Linked DNA regions of Homo sapiens: all the other regions are linked to region 3. A link is a contact called in ENCODE Hi-C data. All regions are on one chromosome and are shown on one strand. The core of a region is the stretch at or near the end of the contact, and the rest is flanking DNA. Distances in the headings are between cores, read along the strand shown.

Region 1 (2,807 bases), core at 112-2,611, 1.5 Mb after region 3:
ATCACGAGGTCAGGAGATTGAGACCATCCTGACTGACACGGTAAAACCCCGTCTCTACTAAAAATAAAAAATATTAGCCGGGCGTGGTGGCGGGCGCCTGTAGTCCCAGCTACTCGGGAGGGAGGCAGGAGAATGGGGTGAACCTGGGAGGCGGAGCTTGCAGTGAGCCCAGATCGCACCACTGCACTCCAGCCTGGGCGACAGAGCGAGACTCCATCTCAAAAAAAAAAAAAAAAAATAGACAAACATACAATACCTTTGGGGGTAAACAACCTTTATCCCACGTAAATGGCAATGCAGATATAATAAGCAAATGATATAGTAAGCAAATTGCAATGGGAAGGGGAGAAGGGAAAAAAAAAAAATATATATATATATATATATATTTACACGCACCAGACTATGTTGGATTCATCACCAGACCGGGAAGCAACAGCCTGGGCTCCAGAGTCAGCCACTTGTCCGTGCACAGAGGAGGAGGGGTCTCAAGAAGCTTCCGTGTGGCCTGGGACCCTGGCTCATTTTTTTTTTTTTTTTGAGACAGAGCCTCGCTTTGTTGCCAGGCTGGAGTGCAATGGCACGATCTCGGCTTACTGCAACCGCCGCTTCCCGAGTTCGAGTGATTCCCCTGCCTCAGCCTCCCGAGTAGTTGGGACTACAGGTGCGCGCCACCACGCCTGGCTAATTTTTTGCATTTTAGTAGAGATGTTGGTCAGGATGGTCTCCATCTCCTGACCTCGTGATCTGCCTGCCTTGGCCTCCCAAAGTGCTGGGATTACAGGCGTGAGCCACCGTGCCCGGCCGACCCTGGCTCTTTTTGTAATGCGTTGATTGGCATGAGGCCCAGTCACGAGGGCCCTTCTCGACTGGGCTCAAGGAACACATAAAGGTCAACTTGTTTCTGTGATTGTCTGTTTTTCAATAACTCAAGTACAGGTACAGAGTTATCTGTAACAGTGCTGGATGAATGAATGCCTCAAGGGGCTCATGCAACCTGTTACGGGACTTGACCATTGTGTCCACGTTCAATTGAGTTCAAATTTAATATTTAACTTTTCCTCCACAGTAGCTGGCAGAATTATAGGGAAGGCTGGAGGAACAGGTACCAAGGTTGGGTGGAAGAAGCTATATGGCTGGAGCCAGCTTCAAGGGCTTGAGGAGCCACCGACACCACTTCCAGAATGGCTGCTATGCTGCCTCTACTGGATTCAGGTTGCAGTCGGGAGGCGGGGCAGGAGGCGGGGCTTGGGCGGGTATCACTCCACCCCTTTCACGATTGCAGACCGGCCTTAGGACCTGGCGCAGCACGGAATGAGGCTTCGAGGCCGGCTAGGGGAGGCCGTCGCTCATATCCGACGTCACCAGTTCGCGCCGGCGATAGACGAGGACGCCAACAGCAGCGGAGAAACGTTTCTCTTTCCTCTCAGTTTGCGCACACCATGGCGGCCCCTGCCCAGCAGACTACTCAGCCTGGCGGCGGGAAGCGCAAAGGCAAGGCTCAGTATGTGCTGGCCAAGCGCGCTCGGCGCTGCGACGCTGGCGGGCCCCGTCAGCTAGAGCCCGGGCTACAGGGCATCCTCATCACCTGCAATATGAACGAGCGCAAGTGCGTGGAGGAGGCCTACAGCCTCCTCAACGAATACGGCGACGACATGTATGGGCCAGAAAAGGTACCGGTCCCGGGGTGGGCGGGCGGGCCGGCTGCCAGGCCTTGCGGGAGGAGGGAAGGGTGGAGGGATGGCTGCTGGTATGGGCATGCGCGCCTCGGGTCGTCGGCGTGACGGCTGTAGGGGCGTGGCCTCGCCGGCGTTTCCGTCCCTAGTCCTGAGACGCTCGCAGACTTCGGTGCTATCGGTTTTGTGCTTGAAGTGCTTGCACCTTTTCTTGCCATCAGTAACCACGGTAGCTCCCATTACTTTTATTTTTATTTTTGTGAGACAGGGTCTCGCTCTGTTGCCGAGGCTGGAGTGCAGTGGCGTGATGATAGCTCAGGGAAGCCTCGACTTCTCCTGTCTCAGCCTCCAGAGTAGCTGGGACTATGAGTGCGCGCCACCACTCTCGGCTAAGTTTTGTAAATTGTAGATAAGGGGTCTCACTGTTTGGCCCAGGGTAGTCCTAAACCCTACACTCAAGCGATCCTCCCGTCTCTGCCTCTCAAGGTGCTGAGATTACAGGCGCGAGCCACTGAGCCCGGCCTACCTCCCACTTAAGGATTGCTCATTGAGGGCCAGGCGGTGTGCTGAAGCTCTTTCAGAAACACATTTTTCATGACAGCCTCGTGAAGTTGGAGTAATAATGTGTTTACCTGAAGCAATAATATTTCTGAAATAATAGGTTTACTACTAATGCTAGTTACTGCACTTAAAATACATTTTAGAACGTAAAAACTTTTACCAATATCACCTAAAGTCTTAGTGTTTGGAAATCATATTACTGGCTTAGAATCTGGACCAATACACACACGCACACTGAGGGATTAAATGAAGAAGGGTAATACAGAGGGAATTTAAATTCACGGCTCATCCTCTACTAGCTTGGGGACTCGGACATGGGCACATTATTTGATGCTGCTGAGCTAGATAAAAAAGAGAATACTTTAAGACTGGCTAGTGAGTTGCTTATGTACATAAAATACATACTGGTATGTAATAAAGTTTCTGTAAATGTATACAATTATTATTGTGCCTGACTGGCAATTTCGTTGGGCACTAGGGGGCAGAGAGCTGGGCAACAAGCACATATCCTGTCTACTCCTGTACTTTAAGCAAATTCTTTTTTTGGAAGCGGTCTTGCTCTGTCACCCAAGG
Region 2 (2,700 bases), core at 6-2,505, 1.4 Mb after region 3:
TATAAAATTATTTGTAGGTAAAATTGCTGAGATAACTTTCCCAGGGTGACTCCAGATTTTTATACTGAGCCACAGAAACATTGGTAAGGAAAACTCTTCTAAGAAAGACAGTACCACCCCTGGTCAGATAGGCTTCTGAAAGTATTTAAGGTCTCATCTGAAATGCAAGCTCTTTGTCCCTACAGCCAAGGGGGCTTTAGCCTCCCCACAGCTCCCTAAACATCCCTCCCTCTAAGTATCCAAGTAATAACAGTAGTTTAACATATACAGCCTCAACGCAAGGTAAATTCACTGCTGTTGTCTCCAAACCCAACCAGACCCTGCCTGAAGCCCCTCCTATACAGAACTTTTGCAGCTGCCCTTGACCACCTAAAGGAGAAAACTGGCTGCTCTTAGGTTTGCATCTGTGTTTCCCAAAGTTTCCTGGAAGTAATTTACATACTTTCTGGATGATGCAGAAGATGGATTCCCATCTGTCACTGAGCAAGGTGGGGAGCTAAGCAGACAGTACAATGAAAATCTCAGCCACTACCTGGTCTTTTTTTTGAGATGGAGTCTTGTTCTGTCACCCAGGCTGGAGTGCAGTGATGCAATCTCAGCTTACTGCAAACTCCACCTCCCAGGTTCAAGTGACTCTACTGCCTCAGGCTCCCAAGTAGCTGGGGTTACAGGCACCTGCCACCACACCTGGCTAATTTTTTATTTTCAGTAGAGATAGGGTTTCACCATGTTGGCCAAGCTGGTCTCGAACTCCTGGCCTCAAGTGATCTGCATCTGCCCACCATAGCCTCCTAAAGTGGTGGGATTACAGGCTTGAGCCACCGCATCTGGTTCAATTAAAATTAAAAAAAAAATTTATCAACTTAATACATGTACATAGTTTTTCAAAAAATCAAATAGCACCAAAAGGCTCAACATGAAAACTCAGCTGCTACATTTATAGCCTTTTGTGTGTGCATACTCCTCATCACTTAATAGATAGTATCACACAACTGAGAAATTCTGAGAGAAACTTTGGCTGCCCAAGACTTTAATGACAGCATTTTTGATTGTTGGTTTTGTTCATCTGTTTGTTATCTTTGCTCAAAAAACAGATGTGCCAGTTCAGGAAATCTTACACAGGAGGGGAGATGAGGTACTCACTAGTTAACAGATTCCAACACAGATGGAGATTATGGCAGACTTGTTTCTTAGAAGAGCAGCCCTGAACCTTGAGTTCTCACATCTGCTTTTTCCTCGTGGCAGTCTAAAGAAGAGGGAGGAGCAGTCTGACAATCCGGAGGAGCAAGACTGGCCCAAAACACTTTCCTTGATTGGTGGAGACATTCTGGAGGAGGAGCCAAGCTCTGGGCTAAAGTTTACAGGACTCCCAGCGGTTCCTCTTACAGGTAATGATTTACAGAAACAGCAAGCTTTTGAGGGGCGGAGAAAGCAAATTATTAACAAGAAGGAAAGTGTCCAAGGAGTTGCCGAAGTGGTTAGTTCTGTAAAGGGGCAGAGAGAGCACTTCTCAGAAGGAAGAACAGATGGAGGAAGCCATAGAGGAGTTTTGAAATTGAAAGGAAAGAAGTTGAGGGGCGGTTATGGGTTGGCCTAAATCTCATCAAGCCCATTGGTGCGTTTATCTGTCGAAGTGGCAGGACTAAACATAAACGCTATCAGGTTACTCCCCTGCTCAAATCTTTCAGTGCTTCTTTTTCCACTCCAGGTAAAATCCGAGTCCTTACATGAACTGCAAGGAGTTGTATGATCTGGCACAGGGTCCTCTGATCCACAGCCCATTCTCCTTCCTCTGCCTCACTCTGCACAGCCACCGGCCTCCTTGCTTTTTCTCAAACACACTTGCCTGTTTCAGCCTCAGGCTTTCTGAATTCACAGTTTCCACTGACTGGAACTCTTTCCTCAGATATCCCCCTGGCCAAATTCCTCATTTTCTGAGGTGTCTTATTAAATAACTCTTCCCTTACCTCATTTTCTAAAGTAGCACTCTTCATTTTTTCTCTTTTACCATTTTTTAACTTTTTACATCTCTTACTATCACCCTTGAGGGTAAGAACTCTTTTTGTTTGATGGTGTATCTATTGCCTGGAATAGCTACTGGCAAATTTTAGGCATTCAATAAATAGTTGATGGATATGTGAATAAATAAAGGACTCTTTCAATTACATGTGAGAGACCCAACTTTACTTAAAGAGGAATTTGTTGGTCACTTTTGAGTTCTAGGAGTCTTTTGTTGTTGATTCCTTGGGATTTTCTGTGTAATCACATTACCTGTAAATAAGTAAACAGATCTTACTTCTTTCTTTCAGATCTATATGCGTTTTATTTCCTTTTCTTGCCTTATTGCGCAGGCTAGAGTGTCTAGCTCTACGTTGAATAAGAGTGATGAGAGCAGACATCCTTGCCTTGCTTTTGATCTTAGAGGGAAAACATTCAGTCTTTCATGGTTAGGTACAATATTAGTAGTAGGTTTTGTGTAGATGCCCTTTATCAAGTTGAGGAAATTCTCCTCTATTTCTATTTTTTTCTGAGTGTTTTTATCATGAATAGGTGTTGAATTTTGGCAAGTGTTTTTTCTGCATCAGTTACTATAAGCATGTGGTGTTTTTCTTCTTTAGCCTGTTAATAAGATAGATTACACTGATCTTCTAATATTGAACCAGCCTTGCCTCCCTGGAATAAACCTTGCTTGGTCCTGTT
Region 3 (2,725 bases), core at 207-2,706:
GGGATCACTCTGACCCTCGGTTTCCTCCTCGCTAAAAACATTAGGATAGACTACGTGACTCAATTCGCTGTGACTTCACAGCCTGTCCAGGGCCCTCAACCACAGGGCTCTTGGCCATCAGATGTCTCCCGGGGCCATAGACTATGACACTGTGTGCCAGGCACTGTTCCAAGCACCTGACATATACATACTCATCTACTCTTTCCAAGGATACTAAGTGGTAGATACTAATACTGTACCCATTTTACCGATGAGAAAACCGAGGGCCAGAGAGCATAAATGAGCTAGAATTCCAACCCAGGACTCCAGCCCTAGTGTTTCCTGCTTTCCTGGCTGAAGAAGCACCCACCACCGAGGTCCCAGAGGTCGGGCTCCCTGGGACCGTCCCCCTGGGCAGATCTCACTTCCCCATGCGGCCCATCTGTCACACTCAGGGCGCAGCTGGGCTGGTTCCCCGAAATCCCCCAGGCGCGCGCAAAAGGATCTAGGCCGGGGCTTACCCGGGAGGCCCCCACCCCCGCGCGGCCACCGGCTTATTAATGCCCAGCCCCTTGGCACACATGTCAGCAGCGCCTGCCAACAAACTCCCGCAGCCAACAATGCAGCAAGGGCGCGTCTATACAGTCCTGGAGGTTCCGGGAATTCGGGCTGACGCAGGCCTCTAGTTCAGGGGAAAGGTGGGGGATGCGGCTCTGAGCCCTGCAGGGGACAGGAAGGCAGCGATGCGCCCACACTCTAGGGGCCCCGAGGGGGGAGGCCCCCAAACTCTCTGTCACTTGCAGCCAGATCACCGCCCATTGCTTGCCAATTGCTTTCCATATCCACATCGCCTTTAATCCGCACAACTTCCCCATTTCTCCAAAGCAAGCACTTAGCCCCAGAGAGTTTAACAACCAGAGGAGAAGCGCCCCCACACTCTCCTTCCATGCCTTCTCCGGCCCCATTCCCAAGCCCAGACCCAGCACGCTCCAGACGCCAGCTGCACCCGGGCGCACAGGCCTGCAGCGCGGGCTCCCAGCCCCCCACAGCCTTGCCGGCCGCGGTCCACACCTACCTCCCTCGGGCAGACAGGCGCGGCAGCCGCTGCCCACGGCCGCGAGGGTCCAGAGGAGTTGGCAGAGGCTCGCGGCCCGGAGCTCCAGGGTGCAGGGCGGGCGGGCCCCCCGAGAGTGCCGGGGAGCGGAGAGCGGGGAGCGCTAGCTGGCGCTCCGGGCAAGCAGCTGGGGCCACGCGGGGTAGATGGACCGATCCCAGGGCGCGCGGGGCAGTCGGAGTGATCCCAGGAAGGGCGCAGGGGCCGTTGGGACGATCCCGGGATGTGGGAGCGCGTGCCAGGGGGGACTCGCGTGCAGGCGACAGCGAGCGGGACTCGGGTGGCTGCAGGGCCGGGAGTGCGGGCGCTCGATCCAGGAAGGAGGGGAGCTGAGGCTGAAGCTGGGGCTGGTCTAGGTTGAGCAGAAGCGGGCGGGCAGGGGCGGGGCTGGCCTGGCGGGCGCACGGCGTGGCGCTCACGTGGCCGCCCCCAGGTGGCCATCACAGCGCCTGCAGCCGCCTAGCGGGCCTCCTGGCTCCGGCGCTGGCTCCCAGCCCCAGGTGCAATGGTTAGCGCTAAGTCTTGGCTCCCCCTGCTGAGTACACAGTGTCCGGTTCTCCTGCTCAAGGCTGGCCTAGCATCCGGCAGCGAGGGGGCAATTCGAGGGAGTGACCAACTTCCGTCCTCTCCCGCCGCGCCTCGCCATTCTCGCCTGCTTCTCGCTTAGTTCCTGTATTCCTGTCCTTTCCAAAATCATTAGTGATCCAAGCCCATCGCTTGTTTGTATGTATCTCTATCCATAACCTTAAAATATTTTTTATCGGAAATACTTTGTTTTTCCTGATTTCTGCTTTGTAAAAACAGGCACGTATGACGATTGCAATTATTTGTGTAGTTTTAAAATTAGTATCTCCTTTAGTTATTCCTAACTCTTGACACAGGGCCTGGGTGGCACACAGTAGATGCTTAATAAATACCTGTGGCATGAGTGGTAGAGTGGCTAAGGTATAAAAAAGAAAACGAATTAAAACTAATAGCTACTGTGAACACTTTAATATTAGGTCCTTCCAGATACTTTGTTAGTGAAATTTTAGAAATTTCACACATTCTAGATAGAAAAGTAGTAACAATGACATGTTTTGAGGGATTTCTCTCATTCCATCTTCCCAGCACTTTGGGAGGCCGAGGCCGGCAGATCACCTGAGGTCAGGAGTTCGAGACCAGCCTGGCCAAAACGGTAAAACCCTGTCTTTAGTAAAAATACAAAAAAGCAGCCGGGCGCGCCTGTAGTCCCAGCTACTCTGGAGGCTGAGGCACGAGAATCGCTTGAACCCTGGAGGCAGAGGTTGCAGTGAGCCGAGATCGCGCCACTACACTCCAGCCTGGGTGAAGGAATGAGACTCCGTCGCAAAAAAACAAAAACAAAAAAATAAAAAAGAAAAAAGAACAAAACTGAGGCTTATAGAGATAATGACATGCCCCAGGTGAGGCAGCTAGAAAAGGCAGAGCCAGCAGTAAATCCAGACTTCTCTGATTTCAAAGTTCAGGCTCTCCAAAGAACTTTTTTCCTTATTTATAAACCCCAAAGAGAGTAAACTCCAGCTTTTGGCAAGACAAAATTGCACCTGGAATTCTGACCCTGGGGCCGTCAGGCAGGAAGGGAAGATCAAAGATGCTGAACTAGTCTGTCCA

What was found. Hi-C counts contacts between places; a loop is a spot of excess contacts on that map. Pooled maps may share reads with other maps.
Region 1: a pooled map shows a loop between it and region 3 (5-fold over the local background). The contact joins the promoter of THUMPD1 here to the promoter of EEF2K in region 3. A Hi-C loop is called at or near these places in 2 of 168 maps with a recorded cell type or tissue (B cell and CD4-positive, alpha-beta memory T cell), 10 of 37 single-sample maps with no recorded cell type and 19 of 50 pooled maps.
Region 2: a loop to region 3 is called in a pooled map, with 7 times the contacts of the local background. The contact joins the promoter of ACSM3 here to the promoter of EEF2K in region 3. A Hi-C loop is called at or near these places in 2 of 37 single-sample maps with no recorded cell type and 9 of 50 pooled maps.

Annotation. Positions count from the first base shown.
Region 1 is chr16:20,740,372-20,743,178 of GRCh38, reverse strand. THUMPD1 (THUMP domain 1 NAT10 acetyltransferase adaptor) reads left to right here and starts at 1,361. Exons shown (of 4, transcript NM_017736.5): 1 at 1,361-1,670. The coding sequence starts at 1,440. It also overlaps a transcript of ACSM3 not described here. RefSeq lists enhancers at 1,286-1,555, 1,566-1,615, 1,916-2,055, 2,086-2,175.
Region 2 is chr16:20,762,569-20,765,268 of GRCh38, reverse strand. ACSM3 (acyl-CoA synthetase medium chain family member 3) reads right to left here and starts at 1,255. Exons shown (of 14, transcript NM_005622.4): 1 at 1,144-1,255. RefSeq lists an enhancer at 989-1,118.
Region 3 is chr16:22,205,009-22,207,733 of GRCh38, reverse strand. It overlaps EEF2K (eukaryotic elongation factor 2 kinase), which reads right to left and starts at 1,456. Exons shown (of 18, transcript NM_013302.5): 1 at 1,055-1,456. RefSeq lists silencers at 956-1,225, 1,386-1,685.